Linked DNA regions of Homo sapiens: all the other regions are linked to region 2. A link is a contact called in ENCODE Hi-C or POLR2A ChIA-PET data. All regions are on one chromosome and are shown on one strand. Each heading gives the region's core, a stretch centred on a gene start or an enhancer-like site at or near the end of the contact. The rest is flanking DNA. Distances are from core to core; before and after follow the strand shown. Region 1 holds the start of CCNI (cyclin I). Region 2 has its middle 23 kb from the start of PRDM8-AS1. Region 3 overlaps HELQ (helicase, POLQ like).

The links. A loop is a pair of places that touch in the nucleus more often than their neighbours do. ChIA-PET counts read pairs that join two places held with the same protein, here RNA polymerase II (POLR2A). Pooled maps may share reads with other maps.
Region 1: a loop to region 2 is called in a pooled map, with 5 times the contacts of the local background. The contact joins the promoter of CCNI here to the enhancer-like site in region 2. A Hi-C loop is called at or near these places in 2 of 168 maps with a recorded cell type or tissue (CD8-positive, alpha-beta T cell and natural killer cell) and 8 of 50 pooled maps. POLR2A ChIA-PET finds 5 or more read pairs at or near these places in 1 of 52 experiments (endothelial cell of umbilical vein).
Region 3: a map of naive thymus-derived CD4-positive, alpha-beta T cell shows a loop between it and region 2 (11-fold over the local background). The contact joins two enhancer-like sites. A Hi-C loop is called at or near these places in 1 of 168 maps with a recorded cell type or tissue (naive thymus-derived CD4-positive, alpha-beta T cell). POLR2A ChIA-PET finds 5 or more read pairs at or near these places in 1 of 52 experiments (naive thymus-derived CD4-positive, alpha-beta T cell).

What each region holds. Positions count from the first base shown.
Region 1 is chr4:77,074,739-77,079,141 of GRCh38, reverse strand. It overlaps CCNI (cyclin I), which reads left to right and starts at 3,153. Exons shown (of 7, transcript NM_006835.3): 1 at 3,153-3,670. RefSeq lists enhancers at 1,987-2,957, 2,856-3,085 and silencers at 3,266-3,615, 3,676-3,825.
Region 2 is chr4:80,172,006-80,176,584 of GRCh38, reverse strand. No RefSeq gene overlaps it. Among named protein-coding and RNA genes, the nearest start is that of PRDM8-AS1, 23 kb to the left of the region's middle. Within about 2 kb of position 3,009, at least 5 of the 41 ENCODE cell types and tissues checked have a DNase peak (open chromatin) inside an H3K27ac peak, as active enhancers do; they include CD8-positive, alpha-beta T cell, endothelial cell of umbilical vein and natural killer cell, where a contact is called at or near this core.
Region 3 is chr4:83,438,285-83,442,370 of GRCh38, reverse strand. It overlaps HELQ (helicase, POLQ like), which reads left to right. Exons shown (of 18, transcript NM_133636.5): 7 at 968-1,066; 8 at 2,363-2,508. Among named protein-coding and RNA genes, the nearest start is that of HELQ, 15 kb to the left of the region's middle. Within about 2 kb of position 2,035, at least 2 of the 41 ENCODE cell types and tissues checked have a DNase peak (open chromatin) inside an H3K27ac peak, as active enhancers do.

The DNA.
Region 1 (4,403 bases), core at 1,904-4,403, 3.1 Mb after region 2:
TAAGATAGTTTTAATAAGGATAAGTATATAATTAAATGGGAGCTCTTAAAGACTCCTGGTAACATTTTAATTGGTTTAATCTTCTGCCTTGCAACTGGCAACTGGTATTCAGTAAAAGCCATAAAAACATAATATTGTTGGACCTAGGAATAGCCCCAAAGAGGTTATGAAGATGTTAATTGAATTATTTTTGTTTTTCATTTTTTGGGTAGCAGCTTTATTATAATTCAAACACCATAGAAGTAATACATTTAAAGTGTACAATTCAATGGTTTTTAGTACAGGTTGCATATCCCTGATACAAAAATCTGAAATGCTCCAAAATCCAAAGCTTTTTGAGTGCCAACATGACACTCAGAGGAAATGCTCATTTTGGATTTTCAGACTAGGTTGCTCAACCAGTAAGTATATAATTTAATGCAAACATTTCCAAAACTGAAAAAAAAGTTTAAAATTCAAAATACTTCTGGTCTCAAATATTTTGGATAATACTCAACCTAAATATTCACAGTTGCGCAACCATCAACACAATCAATCTCAGAACATTTTTCTCACCTCAAAAAGAAACCTTCAAAAAATCAGTTGGGCATGGAGGCATGCGCCTGTGGTTCCAGCTACACAGGAGGCTGAGGCAGGAGGATTGCTTGATCCTGGAGGTCAAGGCTACAGTGAGTCATGTTCACACCATTGCACTCCAGCCTGCAGCCTGGGGGACAGAGCAAGGCCCTGTTTCCAAAAAAAAAAAAAAGAAAAAAAGAAAAGAAAAAAAGAAAGAAACCCCCATATCATTTAACTATCATCCCCTAATCCCATGCCTGCCCCTAGCCCTAAGCAACCACTTCCTTACTTTCTGTCTCTATATATTTGCCTATTCTGGACATTCACGTAAGTGGAATCATATAATATGTGGTCTTTTGTGACTGGCTTCTTTCATTTAGCATACTGCTTTCAAAGGTTATGCATGTTATAGCATGTATTAGTATTTTCTTTTTATGGCCCAATAAGATTCCATTGTATAGGTCGGTGTGACGGCTCATGCCTGTAATCCCATCACTTTCAGGCTAAGGAGGGAGAATTGCTAGAGGCCAGGAGTTTGAGACCAGCCTGGACAACATAGGAAGTCTCATGGCACCCCCATCTGCGCCACGGAGCCAGACCCCATCTCTTAAAAATAAAAATTTGATTGTACATAGATGTATCACATTTGATTTATACAGGCGCCAGCTGATGAACATTTAGGTTGTTTCATCTTTGGCTATTATGAATAATGCTAACGTTTGTAAAAAAGTTTTTGCATGGACAAATATTTTCCTTTCTCTTGGGTATATATTTAGGAGTGGAATTTGCATTATTCTTATTGGAGTGAAAATCAGAAGCAATTTCATGGTCTAACAATGGAATTATGTTACACTCTCAATAGTATTATGCAGAAATGCTACAGTCTCAAGAGTAACATGCAGAAAAATGGTGGCTTTTTTGAATGAAGACCATATAATAATAGGCTACATGAAGTGAAAAAAAGAAAAAAAAAGGATACAACCCACTTGAAATCCTCCTAGGGCTTCCCATTCCTTCTTCTGTTCTATGGCATCTGTCCTCTGCTTCCACATCCTGCCTCAGTTGTCTGAGGGCCAGCCACACTAGCTTTCAGAGATTTTTAGAACGTCTCAGCTTCGGAGCCTTTTCACATAACTTCCTCTGCTTGTATCATTCTTTGCCCAGTGGTTTCAAGTCTCATCTTAAATGTCACTTCTTCAGAAAAACCTTCTCTGATATCCCAAACCAGGCGGAAAGGCAAGCGTTTCCACAGCAGCCGGCGATTTTCCATCTTAACGGTTTTAATACCAGAATTGTTTACTTGGTCAAATATTGAGAGCCTTTTATACACAGGGATAGAGGGTGAAACATGCAAGATCCCTGCCGCCTGCGACCTTATATTCTAGGGAGGGGATACATGCACAAGTAAACAAGTAAATGTACTTGGTAATTTTACATAGTGATAATTAGCTCAATGGTTATCCTCTGTTTGGACTGTAAACTCCATGAAGGCAGGAGCTATGTCTGTCTTGGCTACTTCCAGTTTGCTGAGTCTGGCCACTAAATAAACTCAACACATATTTTTTCACTGACAGTTAAAATAACTATATAAAAAACAAATGGAAAAAACAAACGAGACTTCTATAAATGGTTGAGATCTAGCTCTTCCTCTTTCAAAACTCTGTAATACTACATATTTTTAAATAATTAAAACAATCAAAATAGCAAAAAGTTACCGTTTGTACTAACAGAACCCCAAATAAAACCCATTTATGTCACCACACATTCTTTAAGCACCTGGTAATAAAACCTATTCGGAAATACTCAGACGTGTTGGTTGAGTGGATAAAATCCCCTTGCCACATTGCCAAGCAGGTTCCTCGCCGTCAGCAGTATAATTTACAGTGTTTCACTGAGGCCTTAAGCACCCATGATTTGATTCTCCCTAATTTTCCGATTCCTAAAACCCTTTAGAATCTCCCTCCACCCACACAATGTGGCAGTGAGAAAAACCGCAATTCTATTTACATGTCAACGGTAAGAACACGTAATACTTTGCTAGGTCAACAAATCTGCAAGATCTCCACCCAAGAGATCAGTAGCCCCTTCCCAGTGAATCCTTCTAAGAGCCTGGGGACGAGTAGGGCTAGATAAAACCAAGCTGCTGTAAAGCTGGACCACAGGAGCGGATCGTGAAATCCCCTCCCCCAAGCGCAGCGCTCGGCCGCTTCTTTCTTCCCCAGGCGCATGCGCAGCGCACTCTCCGGCCACCGCACGCCCCCTCAGTGGGGGCCCAGAGACGCTGACGTCACCGTGCGGTCTGCAAGCAACCCTTCCGCTCCTTCAAGGAAAATGAGTCCACGGACCTTCGGCTTTTCTTAGCCACGAGAAAACGTCCTCCCTCCTTCCATCCTAGTGCCAACGACTTCCCCAGCCCGTCTCCTTTCGGCCGCACTTCTCTGTACTTTCGTTGGACCGGGAAGGCGGCGGGGAGGAACAGGAAGGGTGAAAGACCAAGTCCGCGTAGTTTACAAGGAGTGGGCGAGTCTAGGAATCGGTCCGCGAGGGCGGAGCCGAGGAAGCCGGCACTTCTTCCTCCCTTCCCCTCTCTTCCCCTCCCTCCCCAGCCTTCCCCGCGAGCGGACGCGGCAGCGCCTCTGTCTCGCTTTTTCTTATTTTTCCCCCCTTTCCCCTTTCTTTTTTTTTTTTTCTTTTCTTTTCTCCCCTCCCCCCCTTTCACCATTTCCCCTCGGAGGCGCTTTCCCCGGGCAGGGGCAGAGCCGGTCTCACCCCCCGCCTCTCCCCGGCCCCCGCCGCCCTATGGCGAGAGGGAGCCCCCTCCCAACCCGGGCTCGAGCGGCGGCGGCCTCAGGCCGGGGGTCATCATGGAACTAATTCGCTGACCGACCCAGCGGCCGCAGCCGTGCGTCCCGCTCGAGCGCCAGCGCCCGCGCCCGCGCCCCCCGATCCGCTTCCCCTTTCTCCCTCCTCAGTTGGCCGAGTCGTCCCGCGCGCACCGCCTCCGCGCGCCTATGAGAATGAGGTGGTAACGGGCCCCCGGATGACCCCGCGTCACCACTGTGAGGCCTACAGCTCTGCCGGGGAGGAGGAGGAGGAGGAAGAGGAGGAGAAGGTGAGGGGCGGGGGCGGGGGCGGGGGCTCGACGCGTCTCCGCGGCCGGCGTCGACGCGCTGGGGCCCCGCTGCTCCCCCCGCGCCGCCCCCGTGGCAGCGCCCTTGGCCGCGCGCTGCTCGCCGGAGACCCACCCTCCCGCATCCCCCAGCCCGGGGAACCTCGGGGCCGCCCTCTTCGTCCTCTCCGGCCCAGACAGACCCGTCACCTGCCCACTTGAAAACGGCACTACTGTGTTCCTTTTCGGGCCAGTTTTTCTGTCAGCGAGTAACTTTTTTTTGTGGCAGCGGCAAATTAGCTACTCTATAGTGCGTGTTGGAGGCTCTACGAGCCCGTGTTAATACACAAAGAAGGGGACACACCCCCACCCTCAGGTTGAACGATTCTCCGGGGACACCAGGAGGATTACTAACTTTGCACGGCAGACTGAATGCCAAATGAATGGGGTGAACCTCCGGTGCTGTGAAATTCGGGGGAGGGCAACGTTACCCAGGGCTTGGGGCGGGTGGGTGGGGGGAATCCGGGGGAGGTGAGATTTGAGTTGTGCTCTAAAGGCTAGATTAAATAACTGGAATTTGAAAGGAGGACAGAGGAGCCTCCGCTGGAGCTAGGGGGCTCCGTTACAGATCCTTTTGGCAGAAGTTGACAATTGGGTATCAAAACAGTGGAAGGTGTTTCGGGAGGTAGGATGGATTCAGACTCTGAAGGGGTTTGAACTAAAATGTTTATGTTTT
Region 2 (4,579 bases), core at 1,760-4,259:
ACTCCAGCAGAGGAAGATTTTAATAACCAAGTGGATAGGATTACCTGTTCTGTGGACACCATTCAGCCTTTTTCCCCAGCCACCCCTTTCATCGCCCCAACGGGCCCATGAAGAAAGTTTCCATGGTGGCAGGGATGGAGGTTACACATGGGCTCAGCAACATGGACTTCCACTCACCAAGGCTGACCTGGCTGTGGCCACTGCTGAGTGCCCAATTGACCAGCAGCAGAGACCAACACTGAGCTCTCAATATGGCTCCATTCCTCAGGGTGATCAGCCAGCTACCTGGTGGCAGGTTGATTATATTGTACCTCTTCCATCATAGAAAGAGCAGAGGTTTGTCCTCACTGGAATAGACACTTAGTCTGGATATGGGTTTGCCTATACTGCATGCAATGCTTCTGCCAAGACTACCATCTGTGGACTAACTGAATGCCTTATCCACCATCACAATATGCCACACAGCATTGCCTCTGACCAAGGCACTCACTTTACAGCTAAAGAAGTGTGACAGTGGGCTCATGCTCATGGAATTCACTGGACTTAGCATGCTACTCAACATCCTGAAGCAGCTGGATTGATAGAATATTAGAATGGCCTTTTGAAGTCACAATTACAATGCCAACTAGGTGACAATACTTTGCAGGGCTAGGGCAAAGTTCTCTAGAAGGCCATGTATGCTCTGAATCAGTGTCCAATATATGGTTCTGTTACCCCCATAGCCAGGATTCACAGGTCCAGGAATCAAGAGCTGGAAGTGGAAGTGGCACCACTCACCATCACCTCTAGTTATCCACTAGCAAAAGTTTTGCTTCCTGTTCCCATAACCTCACGTTCTGCAGACCTAAAGGTCTTAGTTCCAGAGGGAGGAACGCTGCCACCAGGAGACACAACAACAATTCCATTAAACTAGAAGTTAAGATTTCCATCTGAACACTTTGGGGTCCTCTTACCTTTAAGTCAACAGACTAAGAAGGGAGTTATAGTGTTGGCTGGGGTTATTGATCCAGACTATCAAGATGAAATCAGTCTACTACTCCACAACGGAGGTAAGGAAAGAATATGCACGGAATACAGGTGATCCATTAGGGTGTCTCTTAGTATTACCATGCCCTGTGATTAAGGTCAATGGGAAAGTACAACAGCCCAATCCAGGCAGAACTACAAATGGTCCAGACCCCTCAGGAAGGAAGGTTTGGGTCACTCCACCAGGAAAAAAAACATGACCTGCTGAGGTGCTTGCTGAAGGTAAAGGGAATACAGAATGGGCAGTAGGAGAAGGTAGTCATAAATACCAGCTATGACCACTTGACCAGCTGCAGAAATGAGGACTGTAACTGTCATGAGTATTTCCTCCTTCTTTTGTTAAAAACATGTTTGTGCATGTATACACTTGTACTGAGAAATTATCCTCATTTTATTTCCTTTTCCTTTATCATGTGACATAAGATTAATTGACTTCATATCAGCATTTAAGTATTGTTAACTTTATGTAATAGTATTTGGATGGGGGTATTGGTGCATTTCCGGTTGTACGAAAGATAGTTGTATTATTTTAAGTGTAATTATGACCTTATTATTGTCTTTATTTGAAGATTATGTATGATCTCAGGAGATATATATGGGTTCAAGTTGACAAGGGGTGGAGTTGTGATAGTTAATACTGAGTGTCAACTTGACTGGATTGAAGGATACAAAGTATTGATCCTGGGTGTGTCTGTGAGGGTGTTGCCAGTAGAGATTAACATTTGAGTCAGTGGGCTGGGGAAAGCAGATCCACCCTTAATCTGGTGGGCACAATCTAATCAGCTGCCAGCAAATATAAAGGAAGCAGAAAAATGTGAAAAGGAGAGACTGGCCCAGCCTCCCAGCCTACATCTTTCTCCCATGCTGGATGGTTCCTGCCCTCTATCATCAGACTCAAAATTCTTCAGTTTTGGGACTTGGACTAGCTCTCCTGGCTCCTCAGCTTGCAGACAGCCTATTGTGACACCTTGTGATTGTGTAAGTTAATACTTAACAAATTCCCCTTTATATGTATATATATAATATATGTACATGTGTATATATAGGGGAGTGCACAGTATATTGTTATATGTGTTCTATTTTATCTTATTGTTCATCTCTTGCAGTGTCTAATTTATAAATCAATTATTTTCAGAGGTATGTATGTATCAGAGAAAACATAGTATATACAGCATTTGGTATTATCTGTGATTTTAGCCATCCACTGGTGGTCTTGGAAATAATTGCCCCATCCTCAGGTAAGGGAGTGCTACAAAGATGTGGACCAGGTGATGAGAACAAACGAGAGAGTGAGGGACACAGAAACCAGCATAACAAGAAGATTTTAGGAGAGGAATTAGTGTTTCTACAGTCTGCTAAGGACCAGAACCTTGGAAGAAGGGCCCAGTGTGAGACCTACAGAAACAGCTACTGACACAGAGACAATGGTGTAGCAAGGAGAGGACAGGGAAGAAATAACTCATCTTTTCTTTTCTCACATGCTCCAATTTCATGTTAATGCCTTCCAATGGCCTAACTCAACCGGAAGCTAACTAACCAGCAAGGTTCTGGAGCATGCTAACGAATCTGCATGAGTCAGCCTCTGGCAATATAGAGCCAGGAGAGGACAGAGAATGGATTTTGGAGAGACAAATGGAGAATAACCATTACATTACTACTATTATTCACAAATAGAATTATCTGAGAACTCTTTCTGAAAACATCTTTTTCATGCACAGTTTCAACTGGAAGTAAAAACTTACTGGGTTTTGTAAACTTAAGCATCCAAGATTTTAAAGAATCATTTCTCAGAGCCCTTTGGCTGGAACATTCCTAGTAGCATTTAGGAAGGATTTCCAGAAGTCTTGGGAGGCTTTGCAAGCCAAAATCTGGAAGAATTTGAGAGTATGCTTTTATTGACTTCCTTTGGGCATCCCCAGGTCTCTCATCATTTGGTGGTTTCCTGTGTCAGCACCAGTCTTACTATGCCTGGTTAGTCACTTGCTGATTGTTTTCAAGGAAGCCAGCCAGGCTTCAACAAAGGGTGACTACCTCAAAACAAATCAGCTGCACAGCAATAGGAACTCCTACTAATGGCTTCCCTTGAATTCACAAACTGTGTAGATTTTAGAATGAAGTAACATTTTCTCTTTCCAACTTTGCCATCCCTGTCTCTTCCTCCTGAACCTGAACTAACCCACAGACAAAAAAATGGAAGAGGACAGTGGTGGAGAAGCATGCTCTCTTTCCTGAAGCCTTAGATTAAAATTATACTCAAGGCCGGTTGTCATGGCTCATGCCTGCAATCTCAGTGCTTTAGGAGACTGAGCTGGGAGGATAACTTGCGACCAAGAGCTCAGGATCAGGTTGGGCAACATAGCAATATTCTGTCTCTGCAATAAATAAATAAATCAAATTATCTGATTGTGGTGGCACGTTCCTGTAGTCCCAGCTACTGAGGAAGCTGAGGTGGGAGAATTGCATGAGCCTGGGAGTTCAAGGCCACAGTAAGTTAAAATTGTGCCACTGCAATCCAGCCTGAGCAACAAAGGAAGACTTTAACTCTAAAAAAAAATTATAGCCAATATCAGAGTCTTGAATATTCACTGTAAACATCAGCACAAACAAAAGCCCGATTTCTAAATCTCATAGAAACTAAGAGTTTGAAAACTTGAGAGGACTGATATAAAGTTGGAAGTCAGTGTTTCAAAGGAGAGAGACAGAGTTAGCTATAGGAAAACAGAAAATTAGGAGTGGAAAGCAAAGAAGAGTCTTGTAAGTAACATATATAGCTGAACAATAAATACAAGTGAAATAGATTGACTTCTAGAATGGCAGTGTGGGAAACTCTGCTGAGCCACTCCTCAGTGAAACTGGTGAAAATTGTGTGTAAAGAAACAACCACTTAAATTCTCTGGAAATGGTCCTAAGGGCAAATGGTAAATAAAGAAATACCTATTAGAGGAAATTATGAATATCTGTCAAGAGAGGTGAGTCTGTGACATTTGAACTGAAACTACTACTTTCCTTGCCCCTCCCAGCTCAGTGAGGCAGAGACTCTACTCCAGACGCTGCAGCCAAGAATATGACTCTTTATATTCCTTAGGTGTCAGCTGCAGGGCTTTCATTGCAATAGGACATAACTTGAGCTTTTTTGGTCCTGCCCGTAGCTGTCTGTTGCTAAGGCTAAGTCTTAGGTGAATACAACTGGGAGGAGGAAGCTTCCTTCTCCCACCCAACACTTTCTTGTAAAAAGGAAGTTCTACCTTGGGTGTGGTGCATTGAGAATGAAACTACCTTTGCAAAAATTATGACAGTGAGAGAAATGTAACCTAGCTGACACTGCCATACTTCTAACTTAACAAGCTAACTGTGTTTGCTCATTCCTGGGTGTAGGCGAAGCTAATTGTGGAAGGAATTTAGCTTATAGTTTAACTTTAAATAAAGGATAATAGTCTCCCCCAAAAACTGACCCCCTCTGGGGACTGAAACCACCTTTGTAGGACTAATGAAAGGCCAAAAGCTTAGGATTATGAGTGGGGAATGAATTCTGGTAAGATGTAGATGTAGTTAA
Region 3 (4,086 bases), core at 786-3,285, 3.3 Mb before region 2:
ACTTAAGCCCAGAAGGTTGAGGATACAGTAAGCTGTGTTTGTGCCGCTACACCCCAGCCTGGACTACAGAGTGAGACCCTGTCTCAAAAAAAAAAAAAAAAAAAAAAAAATTGATGTTTTTACATTTGAACCAGATAGGAACATTTTCAAGAGATATTTTTTAACTTAATTGCCACAGTAGACATTGTTATTGTTATTATAAAATGCAATGAGCTGTGTTTACAAACTGTTTTTGTCGACAAATAAAGAAAAATAGTGTGGTGGTATTTAGAATTAAAACTGATGAATAATAAGACAGAAAGTTTTGGCTGGACACGGTGGCTCATGCATGTAATCCTAGCACTTTGAGAGGCTGTGGCAAGAGGATCGCTTGAGCCCAGGAGTTCAAGACCAGCCTCAGCAACATAGAGGAACCCCATCTCTATAAAAATTAGCCTGGCGTGGTAGCGCATGCCTGTCATCCCAGCTACTCAGGAGGCTGAGGTAGGAGGATAGCATGAGCCCTGGAGGTTGAGGCTGCAGTGGGCTGTGATCATGCTACTGCACTCCAAGCCTGGGTGATAGAGTGAGACCCTGTCTCAAAAAAAAAAAAAAAAAAAAGACAAAGTTTTAGATCTTGAGACATAAAACAGATGATACCTTAGTAAAAGTTAAGAACACCAAGACTCACACTTTTTGTGACAAATACAGAAGTGTGTGGTTTCTTTTTTGGATATGATGTTTACTGAATTCAAACATATTTCTTCAAGGATATTGATCTCTATTTTGATTTTAAGGGAAAAAGAGACCAAAACAGAAGAAGAAGAAATGGTAAAGCAAGAACTTTTAAGTTGAAGCATGTTTTATGTATCTTAGAAAAGCTAAACTCTTTTATAGCTGTCCTTTCTTAACCTATTTTACAATATTTAAAACACTGGAAAGATGAATTTATATGTCGTATTAATTGCAAATGTCCTTTTAATTCAAGGTTGAGTTAAAAGAATATCTGAAAATAAATGATACAATATATGAAGTTGACAGCAAAGCTGAGAATGGCATGACTTTTTCACGTCTTCTTAATTATAAGGTAACATTGATAACATTTAAATTCCAGGTTACCAGACTTTGTGTCTGGGGCACAACAAGAGTTTCCAATGGATTCCGTAGAATAGTCTAGATTTTTCAGAGAAACAGCTGATGCTTGACATTTGTTGGACACCATGCAGACTGCCAGTTCAAGATAGCTCGTTTCCAGTTTCAACATTAGATCACACCATATTCTTTTCTATGACATCATATCTTTGTGAAGTTGGGGTTTTTACAGTTGCTGTAAGCAAGTACCGTGTGAAAATCAATCTGGAACAGAAGAGAATAGCTGTGTCCAGTCTTATTTCAGATTTTGAAAGACAGTACCAAGTTGTGCACACATCCCATTAGTGAGCTGTTGTGGTTATTTAAGAATGAAATAAAAATATTTTTTCACTCAACTGATGTGTATTATTTATTCTAACAGCTACTAAATTGTGAGGAAGTACGTATTTATTAAGTTGTTTGGACCTCACTATTTAATTAACAAAACTGTAAAGTATTTCTTTGGGCCCTGGGGCTGTGAACAAAGAAAATTTGGAAAACTCTCCTGTAAATGTTTATTCATACAACAACAACAACAAAAGAATAATTTATGGACCATGTAGTTCAGATATTGGTGTATAAAATGTTAATGTCTACTATGTAAATTTTAGTGTTTTATGACTTGTATGAAGGATATTAAAAAGGGGAAGAAGGGATTATACAGTAGTTTTAGAATTCTGTGAAGATGTGTTATTCTACAGCTATGTCTTTAGTAAAGTTGAAGAAATAGATTTTAAATAACTTCACATTTTTTCTTCATGTTCTTTGTGTTCCTCATGTGACTACAAAAATTGTCATAATTCAGTAGTATGATTGAATCTGTGTTTTTGAAAACTTAATGGTTGTAAAGGGCATGTCTTATTTACACAGTCCGTTAACTATTATTAGGATCAATCTGTGTTTCTCTCTGTGGACTTTTTTGTTCTGCTGTGGTGGAGATGGGCATGTAGTGAGGCTATTAATAACATTAACTATTTTCACTTCTTTAATTTTCTTTAATTCACTTGTTTAATTCTAGGTTTTTTTTTAGACTAACTAGACCTAAGAAAATCATAATAACCTAAAAGAAAAGTGAGATTGAACATTTTGATGTTTAATATAGATTTCATCTTTTCTTTTAAATGATCAGATTTATTAAATTAGAAGTTTAGAATTATAGATGGTTTATTTACCTTTCAAATCACACTGGTAAAAAATTGACAGGGTTTCATGTTTACTAACCACTTTGTTCCTACATCTTGTTGTTTTGCAGTATTCTGATACCCTAAAAAAGATGGATCCTGATCACTTGGTAGCATTGGTGACAGAAGTTATTCCCAATTATTCCTGCTTAGTTTTTTGTCCTAGTAAGAAGAACTGTGAAAATGTAGCAGAAATGATATGCAAATTTTTAAGCAAGTATGTTAATATTTTTTAAATAGCCTGTTTTATTTTTATTAGGAATTACAGACTATGTATTAATTTTATTGGGCAAACACTAATTATGCCTTGCAAAACATCATATTAAGTTGTTTTAGTATACTGAAGGCCTTGACCTTGAAGAAAGAAATTTTAACTGTGAAAAATCACATGTGAAATAGCCAGAGAAACATTCTAAGGTGGCTGGGCACCATGGCTCATGCCTGTAATCCCAGCACTTTGGGAGGCCGAGGTGGGTGGATCACTTGAGGTCAGGAGTTTGAGACGAGCCTGGCCAACACGGTGAAACCCCATCTCTACTAAAAATACAAAAAATTAGCTGGGTGTGGTGCCTTGCACCTATAATCCCAGCTACTGGGGAGGCTGAGACATGAGAATCTGTTGGACCCGGGAGGCGGAGGTTGCAGTTAGCTGAGATCGCACTACTGCACTCCAGCCTGCGTGACACAGCGAGACTCCATCAAAAAAAAAAAAGAAGACCAGGCACGGTGGCTCATGCCTGTAATCCCAGCACTTTGGGAAGCCAAGGTGTGCGGATCATGAGGTCAGGAGTTCAAGACCAGCCTGGCCAACATAGTGAAATCCTGTCTCTACTGAAAATACCAAATTAGCTGGGTGTGGTGGCGTGCACCTGTAGTCCTAGCTACTCGGGAGGCTAAGGCGGGAGAATCACTTGAACCTGGGAGGCAGAGGTTGCAGTGAGCTGAGACCACACCATTGCACTCCAGCCTGGGTGACAGAGGGAGACTCAGTCTCAAAAAGAAAAGGAAAAAAAAAAGACAAAACCCTAAGACTATATGTATGAGAATGTTAAGTAATATTAGGTCAGTGATTCAAAACCTTGGGTGCATAGTGAATCATCTTGGAGGCTTTTAAAAATTCCAAAGTCCAGGCTACATCTTAGACAAATCAGAATCTCTGGGAGTGACACCCAGATATCATTTTGTAAAGCTCCCCAGGCAAGTCCAACATATAGCCAAGGACAGGAACAACTGGCTTAGTCAGTCAAAGGACTAATCACTGTTACCACTGTGGAAATGAATTGTATCTTCCATTGCCTTTTTTTCTCTTTTCCTTTTTTTTTTTTTTTTTTCCTGAGACAGGGTCTCACTCTGTCACCTATGCTGGAATGCAGTAGCACAAATTCAGCTAGCTCACTGCAGCCTCTGTCTCCTGGGCTCAAGTGATCCTCCTACCTCAGCCTCCCAAGTAGCTGGGACTACAGGCACACACCACCACTCCCAACTAATTTTTTGTAATTTTCATGGAGATAGTATTTCACCATGTTGCCCAGGCTGGTTTCGAACTCCTGAGCTCAAGCAATCCGCCCCCCATAGCCTCCCAAAGTGCTGGAATTACAGGCGTGAGCCACTGCGCCTGGCCTGCCTTTGTTTTCTTAGTAAACTTCACACTTAGTTGTATGGACATTTGGATATAATTTCCTGAGTAAGAAATGTGTTGTCTTATAATTTTGTAGTATCTTAATATTGGCTCTGTCGTATTCATAGAGATAAGTATGAAGTTACTTTAACTACTAACAGTTCAGTTTTTTATACA